Linked DNA regions of Homo sapiens: region 2 is linked to region 1. A link is an interaction called in ENCODE POLR2A ChIA-PET data of the cell type or tissue named here. Cell type or tissue: Panc1. All regions are shown on one strand.

The links. ChIA-PET counts read pairs that join two places held together with the same protein. Peaks named below come from ENCODE experiments on the same cell type or tissue, not always from the same donor. Only the 100,000 strongest peaks of a DNase experiment are listed, where the experiment ranks them.
Region 2: POLR2A ChIA-PET joins it to region 1 with 13 read pairs; 14 of 35 experiments call an interaction of 5 or more read pairs at or near these places.

Annotation. Positions count from the first base shown.
Region 1 is chrX:154,448,204-154,453,203 of GRCh38, forward strand. It overlaps FAM50A (family with sequence similarity 50 member A), which reads left to right. Exons shown (of 13, transcript NM_004699.4): 5 at 281-357; 6 at 487-553; 7 at 690-751; 8 at 1,018-1,094; 9 at 1,478-1,532; 10 at 1,680-1,728; 11 at 1,826-1,896; 12 at 2,006-2,116; 13 at 2,221-2,451. The coding sequence ends at 2,229. MIR6858 (microRNA 6858) reads left to right here and starts at 2,117; the gene lies at 2,117-2,183. In Panc1, no CTCF peak of the experiment used is centred here; no DNase peak of the experiment used is centred here.
Region 2 is chrX:154,526,723-154,531,722 of GRCh38, forward strand. G6PD (glucose-6-phosphate dehydrogenase) reads right to left here. Exons shown (of 13, transcript NM_001360016.2): 13 at 4,669-5,000. Among named protein-coding and RNA genes, the nearest start is that of FAM3A, 13 kb to the left of the region's middle. RefSeq lists enhancers at 122-271, 2,612-2,906. In Panc1, no CTCF peak of the experiment used is centred here; no DNase peak of the experiment used is centred here; H3K4me3 peaks cover 851 bases; H3K27ac peaks cover 1,382 bases.

The DNA of each region.
Region 1 (5,000 bases):
TACTACAGGTGCGCCACCACACCCGGCTGATTTTTTTGAGTTTTAGTAGAGACGAGGTCTTGCTATGTTGCCCATGCTGGTCTCCACCTCCTGGGCTCAAGTGATCCTTCTGCCTCATCCTCCCCAAGTGTTGGGTTGACAAGCGTGAGCCTCTGTGCCCGCCCTAGGCTTGTCTTCTAGATCGACTGTTCTCAAGGTATGCTTGGGGGACCCTGGGCGTCGGCCATATCAAAATCATTTTTATAATAATGCTATGATATTCGGCTTCCTTTTGTTCCAGAGATCACCACGAAGAAGAGAAAACTGGGGAAGAACCCAGACGTTGACACAAGCTTCTTGCCTGATCGAGACCGTGAGGTAAAGGCTGCCTGGCCCTGACCCCGGCCTCGACTCCAGCCCTGGTGGAGACCCTTGCTTAGGGAGCCAGGCTCTGCGTGCACCCTGAGCAGCCCTGGGCCTCACCTGTCTGCCTGCTCCCTCTCCCAGGAGGAGGAGAATCGGCTTCGGGAAGAGCTGCGGCAGGAGTGGGAAGCCAAGCAGGAGAAGATCAAGAGTGAGTGTTTGCGGAGTCAGACGCGAGGGGCCTGGGCCCAAGCCAGCTTCCCTGTCCACAGTCTCCTGGGTGGTGCGCTGAGCCCCAAGGCTGCTCTCAGTGGGGCTGGAGACCAAGAGGCAGCTCTGCCTTGTAGGTGAGGAGATCGAGATCACCTTCAGCTACTGGGATGGCTCTGGGCACCGGCGGACAGTCAAGGTAGGCAGCGTGCAGCCTGCTTCCTGCTCACCATGGGCCCAGCCTCCCTCAGGTTCCGTGGGAAGGAACTGACCTTCCTGACTTGGGAAGCCCCAGGGATCCTGAGGATAACTGGCTCCAGGGCCTGGCCCCCTGTCTGGGGAGTGAGGCCCAGGCCTGGCTGAGGCTCTGCAGCGTCTGGCAGGGCCCTCTGGGCCTCTGCCTTGTTGAGAGCCCTTCTGCAGGCTTCCGCCTTCCCTTCCCAACTCCTGGATTCCCGGATACAGATGAGAAAGGGCAACACCATGCAGCAGTTCCTGCAGAAGGCGCTCGAGATCCTTCGGAAAGACTTCAGTGAGCTGAGGTGTGAGGTGTGCGTGTGTGCACGGTGGTGTGTGTGGCACCTGTGGCTCCAGCCTGGGTGCCAGACACCCAGTGTGATGTGGGCGCTGTCTGGGCAAGCAAGCAGCGTGCTGGGCACTCTCCTCCCAAAAGAGGGGGTCAGGCTCCTCTTCCCTTCCCTCCCACCAGAGAGCTTTGCTGAGAGCGGCCTGCCTTGGTTCCTTAGCCCAAAGGTGGAGGGTGCTGGGCGCCAGTCCTGTGCTCACTAAACCATGGAGCTTCCCTCACAGCCAACTGGCCGCTGCTTCCCAGCCCCAGCATGGGCTCTCCTGGGCTGGCTGTCTCCTCCCTCCCTGGGCAGGGGTGCTGTCCTCTTGCCCACGCCCTCCTGCCTTCCTCCCTCAGGTCCGCAGGGGTGGAGCAGCTCATGTACATCAAGGAGGACTTGATCATCCCTCACGTGAGTCCCTTCAGCCCCAGTACCCGCAGTGGGTGCAGCACCCTGGGCTTTGGCTCAGGCTGGTGGGGGCAGTGTGCGCAGGCGGGGGGTGTGGGGAGGGGCCGAGATGGACCATCAAGACGCCGCTTTCCTGCCCTTGGCTCCCAGCATCACAGCTTCTACGACTTCATCGTCACCAAGGCACGGGGGAAGAGTGGTGAGTGCCGCCGACCCAGCCGCCCCCATAGCACCTTGCCGCCGATGTTGTCACTGGGGCAGCAGCGGGACATTGGGCTGTCACTTCTCCCCTGCAGGACCACTCTTCAACTTTGATGTTCATGACGATGTGCGGTTGCTCAGTGACGCCACTGTGGAGAAGGATGAGGTACAGCGTAGGGGGCCGTGTGAGGGGGAACGGGTGTCCCTGGGCTATGGAGGAGAAGCCAAGGGAAGGGGAGGTCAGCAGGCGGCCCTGTGCCCTCTTCCTCCCTTAGTCCCATGCAGGCAAGGTGGTGCTGAGGAGCTGGTACGAGAAGAACAAGCACATCTTTCCCGCCAGCCGCTGGGAACCCTACGACCCTGAAAAGAAGTGGGACAAGTACACGGTGAGGAGGGGCTGGCAGGGACCCCTCCAAGTTGGGGACGGCAGCCAGCCCCTGCTCACCCCTCGCCTTCCTTGTCTCCTCTGCCCACCTTGTCCTCACACTAGATCCGCTGAGCATCCAGGAGGCTGCGCGGCCCCGGCTCCTCAGCTCCCTCAGTGTGCCCCGTGGTGTCACCGGGACTCCAGGCACCCGCTCCCCTGCGACCATGCCAGGCACGCTGGGAGGAGGACGGCAGCTGCTCGTGTCCTGCCCCTGCCACATCAGTGACTGCTTTATTCTTTTCCAATAAAGAAGTGCACGTGTCAGAGCTGGAGCGCCTGCATTGTGAGAAACCATTTGTGTTCGGACCAAATTCATTTGTCATTTTGACCATTTAAAACTGTACAATTTGGTGGCATTTAGCACATTTGCCATGTTGTGTAGTCATCACCCTGGTCTGCTTCCAGGACATTCTCATCCCTCCAAAGGCCCTGTGGCCATAGGCAGGCTCCTCCCCTCACATCCCCCCACCAGGCTCTCATGTGCTTTCTGTCTCCATGGATTGACCTGTTCTGGACGTGTCATACGTGCCTGGGGAGTCTGTCACCGTGGCAGCCCCACCATCCCTGAGGTGTCTTTGTGGCACTGTGCTTCTTGACCGTGGGCACCTGTCCTTGGGCGGTGGTGGCTCTGGTGGGTGGGAAGGGGGTTCCTCCCCAGGCCTCTCTCCCAGGCCCTTGGGCTCCTGTTGAGTTTCCCGTAGGGGACGTGGCCGTCCTGTGGCCACGAAAACCCATCCTGCCTTCCTTGCTGTGGGCCGTCCCAGCACAGTCGTTCTGCTGTGGTGCCCTGTGCTCGACACTTGCCTGCCCTGCCCTAGCTAGCCCTGCTCAGACAGCCCTTGGGGCAGGATCCAGATCGGGGGTAGGTCCAGGACCCCTACTCTGCCACCTCAGCAGCTGATTCCCCAAGTTCCACTTGGCTAAGCTGAGGCAGGCAGGCCTGGCTCCAGGAGGCTGAGGAAGGCCAGCTGACAGCTCCCTGTTTCCTCCCCTGGCCTGAAGCCAAGAAGAAAGGGCAGGGGATAGCCCCTCACTGGCCAGGATCACCCCAGCCCTGGGTCTGGCCTCCCCTTCCTGGCAAATGTGGAGATCTGATGGTGCCCGATAGTGCAGAGGCCCAGTGTCTCATTCAGCGTGGCCGGGAAGTAGCCACCTGGCGTCACTAGGAATAGAGATGAGAGTAGACTAATGTTTTCTTTCTTTTCTTTTCCTTCCCTCCTTCCTTCCTTCTTCCTTCCTTCCTTCCTTCTTTCTTCCCTCCCCTCCCCTCCCCTCTCCTTCCTTTCCTCTTTCTTTTTTTTTTTTGAGACTGGGTCTTGCTCTGTCTCCCAGGCTGGAGTGCAGTGGTGCAATCTCAGCTCGCTGCAGCCCCCACCTCCTGGGCTCAAGTGATCCTCCCGCCTCAGCCTCCTGAGTAGCTGGGACTACAGGTGTGCACCACAATGCCCAGCTATTTTTATTTTTATGTACATGAAAATTGGAACAGAATTAAAAAAAAATTTTTTTTGTAGAGATGGGATATTGCTCTGTTGCCCAGGCTGGTCTCGAACTGCTGGGCTCAAGTGATCCTGCCACCTCAGCCTCCCAAATTGCTGGGATTGCAGGTGTGAGCCACTGTGTTTGGCTGAGTAGGCTATTTGATGCTCTGGAACCAGATAAGGTCACCAAGGATCAGTGTGTGCCAGGGGTGGTCACCCACTTTGCTCACCCGGGCCTCGTTCCTGGGGGCTGTGTGTGTAGAAAACAGAGAGGGAAACAAACAAAACAAAATGTAGAACAAGATGAGCTGGCCTTTGTGGCGTGGAGACATTTAAGCTGACATCCAAATGACAAGAAGTCAGCCATTCCGATGCGGGAGGGAGTGTTCCAGGCAGAGGGAACACCAAGTCTGGGTCAAAAGTGAGCTGGAGGCCGGGTGCAGTGGCTCATGCCTGTAATCCCAGCACTTTGGGAGGCTGAGGCGGGTGGATCACTTGAGGTCGGGAGTTCGAGACCAGCCTGACCAACATGGTGAAACCCCGTCTCTACTAAAAATACAAAAATTAGCTGGGCGTGGTGGCAGGTGCCTGTTATCTCAGCTACTCAGGAGGCTGAAGCAGGAGAATCGCTTGAACCCGGGAGGCGGATGTTGCAGTGAGCCGAAATCACGGCACCGCATTCCAGCCTGGATGACAAGAGAGAAACGCCGTCTCAAAAAAAAAAAAAAAAAGAAAGAAAAAAGGTGAGCTGGGCTGGAACAAGGGGAAGCTACCTTTTTCCCTCATCTTCACTGTCCAGCAGAAGCCATGTATTCAGGCGGTTCCCATGTCAGCATGGAAGCCAGTTCCTGCAATGTCCCCAACAGAGATGTGCTTTTCTTCACTGCCTGCTTACCTGTTCTCTTTCTCTAGACAAAGACAAGCTCCTACGGCTGCTCCTCCTGGCCCTCACCTTTCTCGCATGAAAGGTATTGCGCTTGCATGCTGTTCGACACCGTGTGATATAGTGTCCATTAGCGATATATCCCAATACTCGGCATCTTTCCACATGGGTGCATAGAGACCCTCATTCTCTCTTCAGCTGCAGAGTCAGCATGGCAGATATTGGCCAACTCCACTCCTTAGGGCCTGCCCACTTGGCAGCCTCATGGGCAGGATGAGGGCCGGCTCCCCCAGCCTTGCCCACACAGTGCCCTCACTCGCCGCCAGGAGACGCGTGCCAAGCTGAGATGGAGACATGGTTTCTCAGCATGGGGTTTTGTTTCTTCTTTGTGTTTTTAATTTTTTCAACTGAGGAAAAATTCACATAACAGAAAAGTAGCCATTAACCATTTTAAAGTTTACAATTTGGTGGCATTTGGTACA
Region 2 (5,000 bases), 79 kb after region 1:
AATTTGGCCTTGCAAATGTGTGTGTGTGTGTGTGTGTGTGTATGAGTGTGTGTGTGTATATATATATATATTTATATATATATTTGAGACAGGGTCTTGCTGTGTGGCCCAGGCTGGAGTGCAATGGTGTGATCATGGCCCAAGTGAACCTCCCACCTCAGTCTCCTGAGTAGCTAGGACTACAGGCATGTGCCAACATGCCCGGCTAATTTTTGTATTATTGTAGAAACAGGGTTTCATCATGTTGCTCTGCTGGTCTGGAACTCTTGGGCTCAAGCAAAATGCCCAAAGTGCTGGGATTACAGGAGTGAGACACTGTGTCCAGCCATAGAGTCTCACTGTCCTTACAGAAAGCCAGAATTCAGTCTGCTTCTTGTTCCCTCAAAGCTTCCTCGAAGTGTTCTAGTGGAGGCGAGCAGTGAAGCTCTAGGAGGCAAGAGGCCTTCTCAGGGACCCCAGCTTTGGCCTGTATGTCTGGGTGTCGTCCTGGACTAGTCTGATCACGTCTCACAGCTGAGTTTCTCAGCTTCTCCTCCTGCAGTACAGGAAGGACAATCCCTTCCGACTGCTTCTCACAGGGAGAGGGCAGTGGTGAGCCTAGAAAATAAAGGCCCGAAGCCAGCCCCGCCCCATTTGTGCCTCTCCCTCCTCTCCTTTTCTGCTTCGCAGAGCAGACAATGCAACAGTCGCCCCCGCCCAGCTCAGCCTGAAGACCCCTTCTCCACTCCCATCCCTTTCTGGCTCAGCCACCCGGCAGTGGGCCAGGTTCGGATGGAGGGAGGGAGAGGAGCTGGAGAGAGTTTTAAGTACTCTCTGGGCTTCTCACATTGCTGGCTTCAGTGGTTGCTGGACGCAAATTGATGTGATGTCAGACACCGGCAGCAGAGAAGGAAGCTAAGGCATTTGGGTCTGTGCTGCTGTGGCACCTGGGACTCAGTGTGAAGGGATCAGGCTAGGTTTGAAATTCTCTTCCGGCTTAATAATTTGCAGGTCTGGGCTGGGAGGTAAAGCTCTGAGTACACTGCGAGTGTCAGGGGTCCGGCAGGGGGGCTCTTTCCAGCTCCTACCCACTCCCGCGTGGGGTGAAACCTTGAGAGATGAGACACCAATCCAGGGCCTCTGAAGACCCACGAGGTAGAGTGCACTTAACAGTAAATTGTGGGCTGGGTGCGGTGGCTCTTGCCTGTAATCCCAGCACTTTGAGAAGCCTAGGCGGGTGGATCACGGGGTCAAGAGATAGAGACCATCCTGACCAACATGGTGAAACCCCATCTCTACTAAAAATACAAAAATTAGCTGTGTGTGCTGGCGGGTGCCTGTAGTCCCAGCTACTTGGGAGGCTGAGGCAGGAGAATCACTTGACCCCAGGTGGTGGAGGTTGCAGTGAACTGAGATCGCGCCACTGCACTCCTGCACGCCAGCCTGGCGAAAGAGCAAGAGTCTGTCTCAAAAAAAAAAAAAAAGAAAAAGAAAAAAAGAAAAAAAAAAAGAGTAAATTGTGGCCAGGTGCGGTGGCCCATGCCTGTAATCCCAGCACTTTGAGAAGCCTAGGCGGGTGGATCACGGGGTCAAGAGATAGAGACCATCCTGACCAACATGGTGAAACCCCATCTCTACTAAAAATACAAAAATTAGCTGTGTGTGCTGGCGGGTGCCTGTAGTCCCAGCTACTTGGGAGGCTGAGGCAGGAGAATCACTTGACCCCAGGTGGTGGAGGTTGCAGTGAACTGAGATCACGCCACTGCACTCCTGCACGCCAGCCTGGCGAAAGAGCAAGAGTCTGTCTCAAAAAAAAAAAAAGAAAAAAAAGAAAAAAAGAAAAAAAAAAAGAGTAAATTGTGGCCAGGTGCGGTGGCCCATGCCTGTAATCCCAGCACTTTGGGAGGCTGAGGCGGGCGGATCACGGGAGTTCAAGATCAGCCTGGCCAGCATGGGGAAACCCCATCTCTACTAAAAATAAAAATTAGCTGGGCATGGTAGCGGGCGCCTGTAATACCAGCTACTCAGGATGCTGAGACAGAAGAATTGCTTGAACCTGGGAGGTAGAGGTTGCAGCGAGCAGAGATCGTGCCACTGCACTCCAGCCTGAGTGCCAGAGCCACACTCTGTCTCAAAAAACAAAAACAAAAACAAACAAAAAACCCGGTAAATTGCGGGGCCGAGTGCAGTGGCTCACGCCTGTAATCCCAGCACTTTGGGCCGCCAAGGCTGGGGGATCACCTAAGGTTAAGAGTTCGAGACCAACCTGCCCAACATGATGAAACCCCGTCTCTACTAAAAATACAAAAATTAGCCAGGCGTGGTGGCGTACACCTGTAGCCTCAGCTACTTGAGAGGCTGAGGCAGGAGAATCACTTGAACCCAGGAGGTGGAGGTTGCAGTGAGCCGAGATCACGCCAGTGTAGTCCAGACTGGGCGACAGAGCAAAACTCCATCTCAAAAAAAAAAAAAAAAAAAAAAAAAAAAAAAAGAGTACATTGCAGGCCAAGCGTGGTGGCTCACGCCTGTAGACCCAGCTACTCAGGAGGCTGAGGTAGGAGGATGCTTGAACCTGGGAGGTGGAAGCTGCAGTGAGTTGTGATTGCGTCACTGCACTCCAACCTGGGCAACAGAGTGAGATCCAGTCTCAAAAAAAAAAAAAAAAAAAAAAAAAAAAGCAAATTGTGGCTGAATTCTTTGGCATTGCAGGCAGAGAAGGGGTGAAAACAGGGCTCCAGCCTTGAACCGGTCAGCAGGGGTCAGGGAGGCTGAGTGAGTCACCCTATGGAATGGGCCAGGGTGGATCTGGGCTCACAGGCAAGGGCCTCAGTGCTCCTGTGAGCTCCAAGGGGCTGGGGAGGACTGCCTTCTTGTTCAGGGTACAGCTCGTGTTGTTTTCTCGGGCTTATGTCCATGTCTCAGTGTGGACACCCGCAACTGAGGTGACAGTGGAATGCCCTGACCTGATCTCTCATTCTCTCCCATTGTGGACCCAGTGCTGTCCTCACCTGGGACCTCCTGCCTCCACCCAAGTAGGCGCCCAGAGCTGAAGGGACAGTTGCCTGATGGGTTCAGGTGCCAGTGGATGGTCTTCCACCTCCCGGGTTCAAGCGATTGTCCTGCCTCAGCCTCCTGAGTAGCTGGGACCACAGGTGCCCGCCACCACGCCTGGCAAATTTTTGTATTTTTTTTGGTAGGGACATGTTTTCGTCATGTTGGTCAGGCTGGTCTTGAACTTCTGGCCTCAAGTGATCTGCCCATCTTGGCTTCCTAAAGTGCTGAGATTACACGCTTGAGCCACTGCGCCTGGCCTTACTTGGGTGTTGTTCCCTGCCCTGGAACCTACCCTGCTTAGCCTTACCACACCCCATCAGCCCCCAGCCCAACCCGACTCTCAGCCTTGCCACAGCCCCTTCTGGAGGCCACAGGAACCAGGACAAGAGGACTAAAACCACTGCCCCTGTGGCCGAAGCCTGGCCCCCAATCCTGTGCACACAGAGCCCACTGAGCCTGTGACCTGTCCTTGGCCCCCATCAAGCTCCTTTCCCTATCTAGGGTCCAGGTGAACTTGGCATACTTCCTCCCTCTGAAAACTCAAGAGGTGCCACTCCCCATTCAGGGCACAGGAAGAGCAAGAATTGAACACCGGGATGCAGCATGTGTCCCTGTTGCCACAGGTCTCACCAGAGGCCTCCTTCATTCTACGACATCGGGCCCTGCTACCTGCAGCGCCCAGGGTGCGCGTCCTCACCTGTGCTGCGGGTGGAACACTCCTCCCTGGCCACTTTCCAGGCCACTGGTTTGCTCTCCGCAAAGGACAAATCCCAGCACCACCTGGTTATTTTGTTCCCTGCCGGCCTCACCTCCTAGAACCCGGGCCACAAGTGCAGGGACCATAGTGTCTGGTTTCGCCATCTCCCTGGCAGGACACATGCTGCACTGAAACACCCAGGGGCTGTGTGGGGAGCAGTGCAGGGGCTGAACAGCGGCCCCCAAATACATGTCTCCTGGGAGTTCCTGATGTGGCCTTATTTGGAAATAGGAGGTCTGCAGATGTCGCTGAGTTAGGACATAGAAGTCACACCATGGGGAGGCCACGAGAAGACAGGCAGAGTGAGTGGAGTGAGGTGACCACCAGCCCAAGATGCCTGGTTCCCCAGGAGCTGGAGAGGGCAGGAAGGACCCTCCCCTTGGGCCTCTGGCGGGAGTGCTGGATCTTGGACTCTGGCCTCCAGAACTGGGAGAATCAGCCTATGTTGAGAGCTGCCCAGTGTGTGGCCCTTCTGCCTGGAAGGGGTGGCTGGGCCTGGCTGTGCATCACTGTGGACTGTCCCCTCTCCCTTGGCCTCTGACATCAGTCACAAAACCCATCCCCTCTCCTTCCTAAATACTTCTGTGGACTGGCAGTGTTGCTGGAAGTCATCTTGGGTGGGGCAGGGACATGGACAGTAAGAGCGGAAGGTGACCCCACATCCTTGCACCTCAAGCTGGTCTCACAATGACAATATGCGTGGAGCGGAGGAGGACTCAGGAGGTGTCTCTGACACCAAACATGGTCATGGCTGGACATGGGGTCAGAACCAGAAGTGAGGAGGCTCCTCAGTGGCCACAGAGGAAGCACCCGGGTGACTTGGGGAGTGGGACAAGGAAGTGGGTCCTCAGGGAAGCAAATGACAAGGGGACAGGAGGGGCTGTTTGCGGATTTAATGGCAGGGCATTGAGGTTGGGAGGGGTCCCAGCTGCTGCGTCTGCTTTTCTTATAGCAGAGAGGCTGCCTACGGGTGGCACGGGGTGGCCATGGAGTGCAGAGTTGGTGGGACAGGGGACATCCAGGGGGCTCGAGATGTTGCTGGTGACAAGGAATGTCAAGTGGCACTGAGGCTGGCGGGCAAGGCCACAGGCAGATTCTCTCACGTGGGTGCTCGCCCCTTTCCTCCCCCTCGTCCCTCCCTCCCACCCTGGCCCCACTCAGGAGTGAGACCCAGTGGCCAATAAGCTCTGGGACAGACGAATGGGCGCCC